Linked DNA regions of Homo sapiens: region 1 is linked to region 2. Evidence: chromatin contacts called from ENCODE Hi-C or POLR2A ChIA-PET data. All regions are on one chromosome and are shown on one strand. The core of a region is the stretch at or near the end of the contact, and the rest is flanking DNA. Distances in the headings are between cores, read along the strand shown.

Region 1 (5,907 bases), core at 2,361-4,860, 310 kb after region 2:
CTCCCAGGTTCAAGCGATTCTCTTGCCTCAGCCTCCCAGGTAGCTGGGACTACAGGTGTGTGCCACCAGGCCTGGCTAATTTTTGTATTTTTAATAGAGACAGGGTTTCACAGTGTTAGCCAGGATGGTCTTTATCTCCTGACCTCGTGATGCGCCCACCTTGGCCTCCCGAAGTGTTGGGATTAGAGGCGTGAGCCACGGCGCCCGGCCATGATAACACTTGTATAGCACTCAGCAGTTTGCAAAATGGTTTTACAAATACTAATTCACTTAATCCCAGAAACCATACCAAGAGGAAGGTGTTTCTCCCGCTTTATGGATGAAGACACTGAGGCTTCGAGAGGCCATGGGGTAGACAGGCAGGAGAACCTTGATGAGAATGCAGGGTGGGAAGTGCTTTGAAAAAGGGAGATGTTCGTCAGGCGTTGTGGCTCACGCCTGTAATCCCAGCACTATGGGAGGCCAAGGCAGGTGGATGGCTTGAGTTCAGGAGTTCGAGACCAGCCTGGCCAACATGGTGAAACCCTGTCTGTATTAAAAATACAAAAATTAGCTGGGTCTGGTGGCACGCGCCTGTAGTCCCAGTTACTGGGGAGGCTGAGGCAGGAGAATCGCTTGAACCCGGGAGGTGGAGGTTGTAGTGAGCTGAGACCGTGCCACTGCACTCCAGCCTGGGCTACAGAACGAGACTCCAACTCAAAAAAAAAAAAAAATAGAAAAAGAAAAGGAAAAAGGGAGATGTGGGGGATGGCATCTCTTTTACATGCCTCACTTCATGGACTATATTAAAATTATTGAGGGTGCGGTGACTCATGCCTGTAATTCCAGTACTTTGGGAGGCCGAGGTGGGTGGATCGCTTGAGCTCATGAGTTTGAGACCAGCCATGGCTAACATGGCGAAACCCCGTCTCTACTAAAAATAACAAAAATTAGCCAGGCATGGTGGCGCATGCCTGTAATTCCAGCTACTTGGGAGGCTAAGGCATGAGAATTGCTTGAACCTAGGAGGCAGAGGTTGCAGTGAGCTGATATTGCGCCACCACACTCCAGCCTGGGCGATAGAGTGAGACTCCGTCTCAAAAAAGAAAAAAATAAAAACTATATTATTTACTTTTCTCACCAGACTCTAAACTGTCTGAGGACAGGGATTATATTGTATTCATTTTTGTATCCCTAGCACCTGGCATATACCTAGCACACAGTAGGTATTCAATAATTTTATTTCAAATTTATTTTATTTCCTTTTTTTTTTTTTTTTTTTTGAGACGGAGTCTTGCTCTGTAGCCCAGGCTAGAGTGCAGTGGCGCGATCTCGGCTCACTGCAATGTCCACCTCCCGGGTTCAAGCGATTCTCCCACCTCAGCCTCCCAAGTAGCTGCCATTACAGGTGCGTGCCACCATGCGTTTGAATTTTTTTTTGTATTTTCAGTAGAGACGGGGTTTCACCGTGTTAGCCAGGATGGTCTTGATCTCCTGACCTCGTGATCCGACTGCCTCTGCCTCCCAAAGTGCTGGGATTACAGGCGTGAGCCACCGCGCCTGGCCTAATTTTTGTATTTTTAGTAGAGAGGGGGTTTTGCCATGTTGGCCAGGCTGGTCTCAAATTCTGACCTCAGGTGATCCACTCGCCTTGGCCTCCCAAAGTGCTGGGATTACAGGTGTGAACCACTGCGTCTGGCCTTCAATTTTATTTCTTGAGTTATTCATAATTCAATTTCTTTTTTTTTTTTTTGAGATGGAGTTTCACTTTTGTTGCCCAGGCTGGAGTGCAATGGTGTGATCTCAACTCACCACAACCTCTGCCTCCTGTGTTCAAGCGATTCTCCTGCCTTAGCATCCCAAGTAGCTGGGATTACAGGCCCCGACCACTGCACCAGGCTAATTTTTTTGTATTTTTAGTAGAGACGGGGTTTCTCCATGTTGGTCAGGCTGGTCTCAAACTCCTGACCTCAGGTGATCTTCCTGCCTTGGCCTCCCAAAATGCTGGGATTACAGGTGTGAGCCACCGCGCCCGGCCTCATAACTCAATTTCACAAAAGATATTGGGCCACAGCTCAACAAATCTTTGAATGGATGCCTGAAAGAGGATATATTTAAAAAGGAGAAGTATTTCTAAAACCACTACTGAAAAATGTGAGCAAATGATGAATCAGGAGAATCATAAATCTGGGTCTTCCAGTGGTGACATGGACAGGAGCACAAAAAGCTTCCTGTTCAACCAGTTTCATGATGTGTTTTTCCTATAGCAGTGGTGGGTTCTGCCACCATGTCATTCAGGCCCCTAGGGAGACACATCTTGTCACACACAGTACCCACCATAGCTTTCACAAATGAGTTCCTTGTATGTCCTGCCAGAGTTCGCAATAACCTGAAGTAGTTTGACAGATTCCTTCTTGGCCTCCTCCTTGATCTTCTCTAGCCCAAGTATTTCCAAGAGGGTTAGGACACCTCCAACCTCAAGAAATTCTATAAGGTACCGATTACTGTCCAGAGGGATAGAAAAGTAGAAATAAAACTCTTGTCAAGTTCCTTTGCACTGAGCTTTCAAAGAGATCCCAAGGTCCCCTCTTTACATACTTTGCCCTCCTATCCAGGAAATGTCCATAGGTAAAGTGATACGAGTGTGGAAATTCTTCCTTCCAGCAGGAAAGACTGGAATTACATACTAGGGACAGTTCTTGGTTTTGCCATTCCAGCATCTCTTCTTCTTCTTGTAATACCACCTCAACTGTCACTTGGGGAATCACCCCTCTGCCACTCATGGGCCATGTAGTTTTGGTGGGGTGAGGAGGTGACAGGGTATGTCACCCTTCTGACTGCAGAAGTTCGTTTGGGGCTGGGCATGGGACCTAAATTGGTCCAATGAGGCTCAAAGCCTGGGACTTTCTTGGGAAGCTGTGGAAAGGATCTGCTCTGTTTTTGGTATGTCTAGAGCTCCTGAGGACCATGGCATACAGAGGTCTATGAACACAGAGGAGAAGAGACAGAAATGGGGGAAAAGACAGAGAAGGAGGCCAAGTACTGATGACATTGTTTGAGCCCTGGATCTAGTTAGGGCTGAAATATGTATTTCTACCCTCTGGGTTTTTCCAGTTAAGTGAGCCACTAATTTTCCTTTTTCTGAGTCCAATATGAGTTGGTTTTCTGTAATTCACAACCGAGAGGGTGCTGACTAGTGAAGCGCCACTGGAGAGAAAGGGATGGGGGAGCAACTAGAGCAGGAGCCCGGTGGACATTACCTCTGGGCCCATCCCAAGAGCTACAAGGAACCCACTGCTAACAGGAATCCGTGGCCCTGGGTGGTGTGAATGCCAAAGACATCATGAGCCTGAGATGCCACTGAGACCCCCAGAATCACGCTAGAACAGAACTCACCTGCTTACAGCTGATAAGAAGATGCCAATGGACCTGAGAAGCTTTTCTAAACATGAGTCAGTCATATAGCTGTATGACACGTTAAAGAGTGAGTTTCAGGGTGGTTTTTCACACAGAAGCCAGAGCCCGTGCCTGATCTCTGGTACCACCCCGGGCCCAGGGTGGCCAAGTAGCTGAACTGTGCCTCTTTACCCTGAGAGGAGCTACCAGCGGAAGGGGAAGTGGCAGTACACACAGGGTTGGGGGAAGAGGGTGCTGGCTGTTCACTGTTCTCCAGGAAGCTCCTCTGTGGCAGTTCAGCCACCTTGGCTCTTACAGGCTTTCTAGGGAACAAGGAGGCTCTGATGAATTAAGGGTCCCTGGAGAAGGCTGGGGGTCAATATCCCAAAGCTCTCTAAGCCATGCCCATTGCATCCTTGGTGTCAGCATAGTTCATGACTTTGTGCCTCATTCTTAGATTTCCCTAAAAAGAACCAGCTTCATCATTAATTCTCAATTTTTGTACTTGTTCAAAGTTTTACACTGGAGGTCACTATCCTTATGAAGAATTGGCTTCCTAATAAGAATAATAGGAGATGGTGGAAAAATTAAACTCTGATTTAAAACAACCTCAGTATTTAATGTTATTTTTTAATGTGAGTCTTTGCAAAAAGCCTCATTATAATAAAGTACCCAAAGCACGCATCAGCTCAGATACAAGGTATGAAATCAAGCCACAACAGAAAAGGAACCAGTCAACAATTACTAGGCTCATAACACATCAGAGGCTCTTAGAACACTTAAGAAATTAGCTGAAATTACTGCAGCTCATGGAGGATGACTGAGAGCTTCCAAGGCTGATAAAGGCTAATGTAATGGTTTGGAGGTAATGGTGCTTTGTTTGGGCGGGGGGTGTGTGAAGCAAATTATCTCTGCTGCACCCTGGTTCCCAGGATGCCAATAGAAGTAGAGACAGATTGGCTCATTAGGAAAGGCTCTTTACTGCAAAAATAGTGTTGGCTCTGGAGCCAGGCTCCCCTGCCTCTTGCTGCCATAGTTGGGGCCAGGCAGCAGCCCACACGGTGGTCTTTTTATTCCTACATTGTCCCCACCCTGCTCCCTCAACTTCTGCCCCTGTTCCTTCCTCAGTGCATTCTCCCCTTTTTCTTCAGGCTAGGCTGGCCAACTTTTGTTTCTGTCACCTTCTGTTTCCTCTGTCCTGGGCTAGTCTTTTTTTTTTTTTTTTTGAGATAGGGTCTCACTCTGTTGCCCAGGCTGGGGCACAGTGGTGCAATCACAGCTCACTGTAGGCTTGAACTCCTGGGCTCAAGCAATCCTCCTGTCTCAGTCACCTGAGTAGCCGGGACTACAGGCACGTGCCACCATACCCAGCTATTTTTTTTCTGTATTTTTTGTAGAGACAGGGGTCTCGCTATGTTGCCCAGACTAGTTTCGGACTTGTAAATTCAAGCAGTCCTCCTGCTTCAGCCTTCCAAAGTGTTGGGATTACAGAGGTGAGCCACCATGCCAGCTTTATTTTTTGTTTGTTTTTTTCTTCCTTTTTGTGGAGAATGGAGTTTTGCTATGTTGCCCAGGCTGGTTTTGAACTTCTAGGCTCAAGCGATCCTCCTGCCTCTGCCTCCCTTTAAGTATTGAGATACTGGCGTGAGCCACCACACCCAGCTAGTCTTGTTTTCATAGTCACTCACTATACATATTTCTGGTCTATTATTTCCAGGAATTAGTTCCAGAACACATGGTTTGAGTCCTGGATCTAGAGAACAGGGGATGAAGGAGCAATGTTGGGGCCACAAGATCAGCAGTTGCTAACAAGTACCAGCTCCTATTGTGTGCGGGGCACTGTGCTAACTGCTTTGCTTGCATTGTCTCAAATAATCCTCACCATGGCCCTCCAGTGGGTGCTATTAGCATTTCCATTTACTTCCTGAGTAACATGAGGTAACAATCTCAGGTCAATAACTTGTCCAAGGTCCCACAGTGAACTGCTGGAACCGGGATTTGAACCTAGGCAGTCTGACTAGGATTCTAACTCTTACTGTTAGGCCTTCTGGCTTGTAGACAAATGGAGGGAGGGCGCTTTGCAGATGAACTCCCAGTGTGGTGTCGCAGGTGGAGCTGTGGTCTGCACGGTCCACTGAGTAGGAGACATGATGGTGTATAGGCTTTCGGACAGACACCCGGTTCTAACTTTATCTCTACCATGTGCTAGTAAATTACTCAACCTTTTCAAGGCTCATCTTTCTTATCTATAAAATGGAATAATACCAATCACCTATTAGGCTGGGTGTTAGGCCCAAATGACATAATATTTGTACAGTATATATCTCAGTGCCTAGAACATAAAAAGACTCAATAGGCTGGGCCCAGTGGCTCACACCTGTAATCCCAGCACTTTGGGATCCCAGCACTGAGGAGGGTGAATCACTTGAGGTCAGGAGTTCAAGACCAGCCTGGACAACATGGTGAAACCCCGTCTCTACTAAAAATATAAAAATTAGCTGGGCACGGTGGTGCATGCCTGTAATCCCAGCT
Region 2 (5,332 bases), core at 1-2,500:
GGGCTGGTTCAGGGGCTGAGAAATACCCAGGCTGGGGGATAAAGAGGGATCAGAGTTGATGGTCCCAGAATAGAGATCCTGGTTGGAAATCCTGAGGCATCCCTTGAATTAAGGCCCTGGGATGAACATCTCAAAAATCCATGGTTTTAGGATTCAGGATCCCAGCTAACGGAGTTCAGGTTGGGAGGTCTCCAGGGTGGGGAAAGGGGAGTAGAGGGATAGAGTCCTGAGTTGGAAGACTCAAATTAGAAGCCCGGCTAGCCACACCGCGTGCTCTGGAGAACTCACCCCAACCCATTCGCTTCCATGGTCAGCTGTCTGTAACTGCGAGCTCAATCCACAATTTAACCTGAATCTGAGCCTGCCCCCCAGTCCAGGCTCCGCCCCTTTCTGTAGGGAACCAAGAGCGTCGCCATGTTGAAGATCACATGATCGGACTCCAGCGACAGCTCCAGGGCTGCCCTGGCTGCTGCCCGTAGGACCCCTACCTTTTTTCACCGTAAAGTTTGCTGTAGCGACGCAACAACAAAGGCCCAAAAGAAAACTCCGCTGTAAATGTATCTTACGGTGACATGAGGAATTTGTTCTCATCTGACAGTCTGGGTATCCGGAGGCTTGGCGCAAGTCCCACTCATGATACCAACAGTCTTATCCAGCCAGGTCCATACTATAGCCTGGACCTATAGTAGGTGCAGAGGTTAGCTCTGCTCAAGACAGCCCCAGCCTTTAAGGAGCTACAAGACTGGGGAAACAGAAATCAGCAATCACATTAAAATGAATAATGATCTCCAGTGTCCTTGGGATTAGGAGTGACAAACAGAATCAACCCTAATGACTCAAGACTCCTGTCAGTGGCAGGGGAAGGGGCCATTGTCTCAAACACTTTAATCACACCACCCATAGGATAGGGAGTCCAGCAGATTCGCTGGGAGTGGGAGGAAAAACAGCAGGCCGAAGAACCAGAAAAATGACTGTTGGCAATGACCCAGGCTAGCTAGAATGGTGACTTGAATGAGGGTAGTAGCAGTAGAGATAAAATGGTAGTCACAAGGAAATGGAGAGAGGGAGATTGATCAGGTAGCAATCACCAATCTTGGGTTTGGTCGGCTGGGTTAGGGTGGCACAGAGATAAGTAATATGGTTGAGTGTGGGAGTACACAGTCCAATACAGTGAGAGCTGGGGTGCGCTTAGTCCAGAACATACGGCAAAGGCTGGCCAAAGGCGGGGAAGGGCGTGGTGGGAAGCTCTGTCCGCGGTCGCGCCAGCTGTTCCCCGGGCAGGGTCGCCTCTAGGTGCTCACCTCCGCCACTTCGCCATGGCGGGTCCTGGCCCGGGCGCGGTGCTGGAGTCCCCCCGGCAGCTGCTGGGCCGCGTGCGCTTCTTGGCAGAGGCAGCGCGGAGCCTCCGCGCCGGGCGGCCGCTGCCAGCAGCGCTGGCTTTCGTGCCGCGAGAGGTGCTCTACAAGCTTTACAAGGACCCAGCGGGACCGTCGCGCGTGCTTCTGCCGGTGTGGGAGGCAGAGGGCCTGGGGCTGCGTGTGGGCGCCGCAGGCCCAGCCCCCGGTACCGGCTCCGGGCCCCTCCGCGCCGCCCGCGACAGCATTGAGCTCCGGCGCGGCGCCTGCGTGCGCACCACGGGCGAGGAGCTGTGCAATGGCCACGGGCTCTGGGTGAAGCTGACAAAGGTGCGCTCTTCCCTGCCCAGGACCCGGTAAAAGACCCCTGGGGCCAGAGAAACCTCTGGCTGTTTGCCTTTTCTCCCCTGTATTGAGTTGGCATTGCGTTCGGCGCCCTTTGCCCTGGGCTGGGCACGACAGGCGGCTGGGCAGTTCCCTGACGGCTGTCCCCATCCTACGCGTCCCGGCAGGAGCAGCTGGCAGAGCACCTGGGCGACTGCGGGCTGCAGGAAGGCTGGCTGCTGGTGTGCCGCCCGGCGGAGGGCGGAGCCCGCCTGGTACCCATCGACACTCCCAACCACCTCCAGCGGCAGCAGCAGCTCTTTGGCGTGGATTATCGGCCGGTGCTCAGGTACTGCACTTGAAGGAGCGGGGCTGGCTGTCAGAAGGCCGGGCCAGGAGGGCTTGGGAACACTTCAGCCACAGCCTGGGGTGGGTGGGATACTGGAGCGGAGGCAGGGTTAAGAGCAGAAAGGGGCGGGACGTGAAGGGGGCTCGGAGGGAGACTGGGAGATAGAGCCCTGAAGAAGGCTACACGGCATGGAGGTAGTGTCTTGCTGACCGCTGATGTCTCCCCATCCCACTCCCTACTCTGTGCCCACAGGTGGGAACAGGTGGTGGACCTGACATACTCACATCGCCTGGGATCGAGACCTCAGCCGGCAGAGGCATACGCAGAAGCTGTACAAAGGCTACTGTGAGTGAGCTGGAATGGGGTGGGGAGGAAGGAGCTCTGCGTCTGGGCCCAGTCTAATTAGGGGCTTGGGGTTGCTTAGCTATGTACCCCCGACATGGACCTACGAGTGCGACGAGGACCTGATCCACTTCTTGTATGACCACCTGGGCAAGGAGGATGAGAACCTGGGTAGCGTGAAGCAGTATGTGGAGAGCATAGACGTTTCCTCCTACACGGTGGGTGCTGGGGCTCCTCCCACCCCAGGCAAGATATAGTCACACCCCTCAAGGCTAGATCCAGAAAGAACCCCCACCTGCAGGCCAGGACTAAAACAGGGTCCCCACAGGCCACACTCAGTTCAGCTCCCCATCTTGGACGTCTATAGGACCCCTTACATACCCAGCGGCCCCCTATCCCATACCAGTTGCCTGTTAGCCCAACTTCACTATGCTTTCTCTCTGGTGCTCCTGGCCCAGAGCACAAGCCCAGTGCAGGGAGGGAGGGTAACTGCTGACTTCACGTCTCTGCCCCTCCCCAGGAGGAGTTCAACGTGTCCTGCCTGACAGACAGCAATGCCGATACCTACTGGGAGAGCGATGGGTCCCAGTGCCAACACTGGGTACGGCTTACTATGAAGAAGGGCACCATTGTCAAGTAAGTAGGCTCTGGGCAGGACAGGGTGGGTGGGCTATGTCCCTGTGGGTTCACAAAGACTCATATTCACACTCTGACCCTTCAGGAAGCTGCTACTCACAGTGGATACCACAGATGACAACTTTATGCCAAAGCGGGTGGTGGTCTATGGGGGTGAAGGGGACAACCTGAAGAAGCTGAGTGACGTGAGCATTGACGAGTGAGCACGCTGGCCTGGGGAGGGAAGTAGGGCATGTTCCAAGCCTAGCCCAGCTTGAAAGCCTAAGTTTGAGTGAGACTCCAGCAGTCTCTGAAGGCCTGAGGCAGGAGGTATCTGAAGTGCTTCACACTCATCTCCTCAGGACCCTCATCGGGGATGTCTGTGTCCTGGAGGACATGACCGTCCACCTCCCGATCATCGAGATCCGCATCGTGGAGTGCCGAGGTGAGGTTTAAGGCTATAAGGAGGGAAAGAGAGCCCGGCGTGGAGATGGGGGCAAACAGAGAGTGTGTGTGGAGAGAAGAGGATGGGCTTGGAGTTGGGGTGAAGGCGATGCTGAACTAACTCCAGGATTTGGAGCTTTGGGGCCTGAGCCAGCTGGGACATGCCAGGTATAGGCCTGCCTTAAAGCCATACAGGTGGTTGGGCTCACCTGGAAGAGGAACTGAGTTGGGACCCTCAGGCATCCCAGCATTCTAGTGGAAGACAGAGGAATCAGCAGGAATAGATCAATCAGAATCAGGTGATAGAAGGTGATCCCGAAGGTCCCGAGTTTCTAGGGGCTAACGGTGACACAAGGCTGAGCGTTCAAGGAGCCGGTCCCAGGTCTGAGGGCCAAGGAGGCAGCAGGTGCTGTAAATGACCTTACTCTGACCCCTTCCCCCAGATGATGGGATTGATGTTCGTCTCCGAGGGGTCAAGATCAAGTCATCTAGACAGCGGGAACTAGGGTTGAATGCAGACCTGTTCCAGCCAACTAGTCTGGTGCGATATCCACGCCTAGAAGGCACCGACCCTGAAGTACTGTACCGCAGAGCTGTCCTCCTGCAGAGGTGGCTGTGGTCCTGGACCTATGGGCCCTTCCCTTCCCCCAACATTGAGCCTTGTGTGTCTGCATGGAGGAGGTTCCCAAGGTCTCATAGTATAAGCTGTTCAAGGGTCAGAGAAGCCCCCAGGTCCTGCCTTTTCCTGTCCCTTTATGTTGGGGAGTTGGGGGTGTTACAGGTATGCTAAACTCTTTAGCTGCAGTCTATCTACCCATGCCAGATTCATCAAGATCCTCGATAGTGTCCTGCACCACCTGGTACCTGCCTGGGACCACACACTGGGCACCTTCAGTGAGATTAAGGTGAGCCGACCCAGCCAGTGCTGGTCTTGGCATTTCCCCTTCCTGCTCACGTAGTTGTTCATTCCTTAGCAGAGTTCCTAAAATCTACTCTAGGGCAAGACCTTTGCTGGGTCTGGGAACATAGGAAGAAAGCCAGAACAAATGGTCCAAATTTAGTGTTTGGGAGGCTGTTCCCCAGCCTCCTTGGTATTCCAGAGTGTGTGGAATACCCAAGGGCTATTGACAGCACAGGCAGGGCAGTTTGCGTGAAAGGTACATACAGGGAGTTACCAGCAGCTCAAGATGTCTTGAGAAAAGTGTGCCAGTAGGTGTGAGTATGACAGAGGGATGAGGGTGGAAGGATGTGGGCAGGAGACAGGTCCTGGTTGCAGAGGGCCCTGTGGGCCAGGCTGTGAAGCAAGGACTTTGTCCCAGGGTAGTGGAGCTGTTGGAAAGGTAAGGAAGGTAATGACAGTATTAGATTTTTTTGTTTTAGAAAGCTCTCCCTGGTGGCTGAACTAAGGAGGGGACTGGAGACAAAGACAGGGATGGACTAGACTTGAACTGAAACGGTGGAATTGGATACAGGCAGAGGGGAAAGTTCCAGGGCCTGGACGGAGGCTGACTGCCCACTCATTCCTGCTCTGGCCACCTCTCCTCACTAGCAAGTGAAGCAGTTCCTACTGCTGTCCCGCCAGCGGCCAGGCCTGGTGGCTCAGTGCCTGCGTGACTCTGAGAGCAGCAAGCCCAGCTTCATGCCACGCCTATACATCAACCGCCGTCTTGCCATGGAACACCGTGCCTGCCCCTCTCGAGACCCTGCCTGCAAGAATGCAGTCTTCACCCAGGTCTGCACCACCTAGGGTCCGACTGAGATAGGATCAGTCAAGGGCCAAGGGGGCTAGGCCAAGAGGGACCTGAACAAGTTCTTGGGGCAAGTATAGGGCCAGGTCTTGCTTTCCTATGACTCCTTTCCTCCTTGCCTCCAGGTATATGAAGGCCTCAAGCCCTCTGACAAA

What was found. Hi-C counts contacts between places; a loop is a spot of excess contacts on that map. ChIA-PET counts read pairs that join two places held with the same protein, here RNA polymerase II (POLR2A). Pooled maps may share reads with other maps.
Region 1: a loop to region 2 is called in a pooled map, with 3 times the contacts of the local background. The contact joins the enhancer-like site here to the promoter of HECTD3 in region 2. A Hi-C loop is called at or near these places in 6 of 50 pooled maps. POLR2A ChIA-PET finds 5 or more read pairs at or near these places in 4 of 52 experiments (H1, activated CD8-positive, alpha-beta memory T cell, activated naive CD8-positive, alpha-beta T cell and 1 more).

The regions. Positions count from the first base shown.
Region 1 is chr1:44,694,639-44,700,545 of GRCh38, reverse strand. It overlaps ARMH1 (armadillo like helical domain containing 1), which reads right to left. Exons shown (of 12, transcript NM_001145636.2): 3 at 3,376-3,444; 4 at 2,317-2,483. All of the region lies in intron 4 of LOC105378690 (a long non-coding RNA gene), which reads left to right. Among named protein-coding and RNA genes, the nearest start is that of ARMH1, 23 kb to the right of the region's middle. Within about 2 kb of position 3,610, at least 7 of the 41 ENCODE cell types and tissues checked have a DNase peak (open chromatin) inside an H3K27ac peak, as active enhancers do.
Region 2 is chr1:45,007,242-45,012,573 of GRCh38, reverse strand. HECTD3 (HECT domain E3 ubiquitin protein ligase 3) reads left to right here and starts at 1,250. Exons shown (of 21, transcript NM_024602.6): 1 at 1,250-1,685; 2 at 1,868-2,028; 3 at 2,281-2,373; 4 at 2,453-2,588; 5 at 2,891-3,006; 6 at 3,092-3,205; 7 at 3,348-3,430; 8 at 3,873-4,038; 9 at 4,253-4,334; 10 at 4,979-5,161; 11 at 5,303-5,332. The coding sequence starts at 1,317. UROD (uroporphyrinogen decarboxylase) reads right to left here and starts at 320. Exons shown (of 10, transcript NM_000374.5): 1 at 289-320. The coding sequence starts at 308. RefSeq lists enhancers at 224-353, 394-443 and silencers at 1,204-1,333, 1,414-1,583.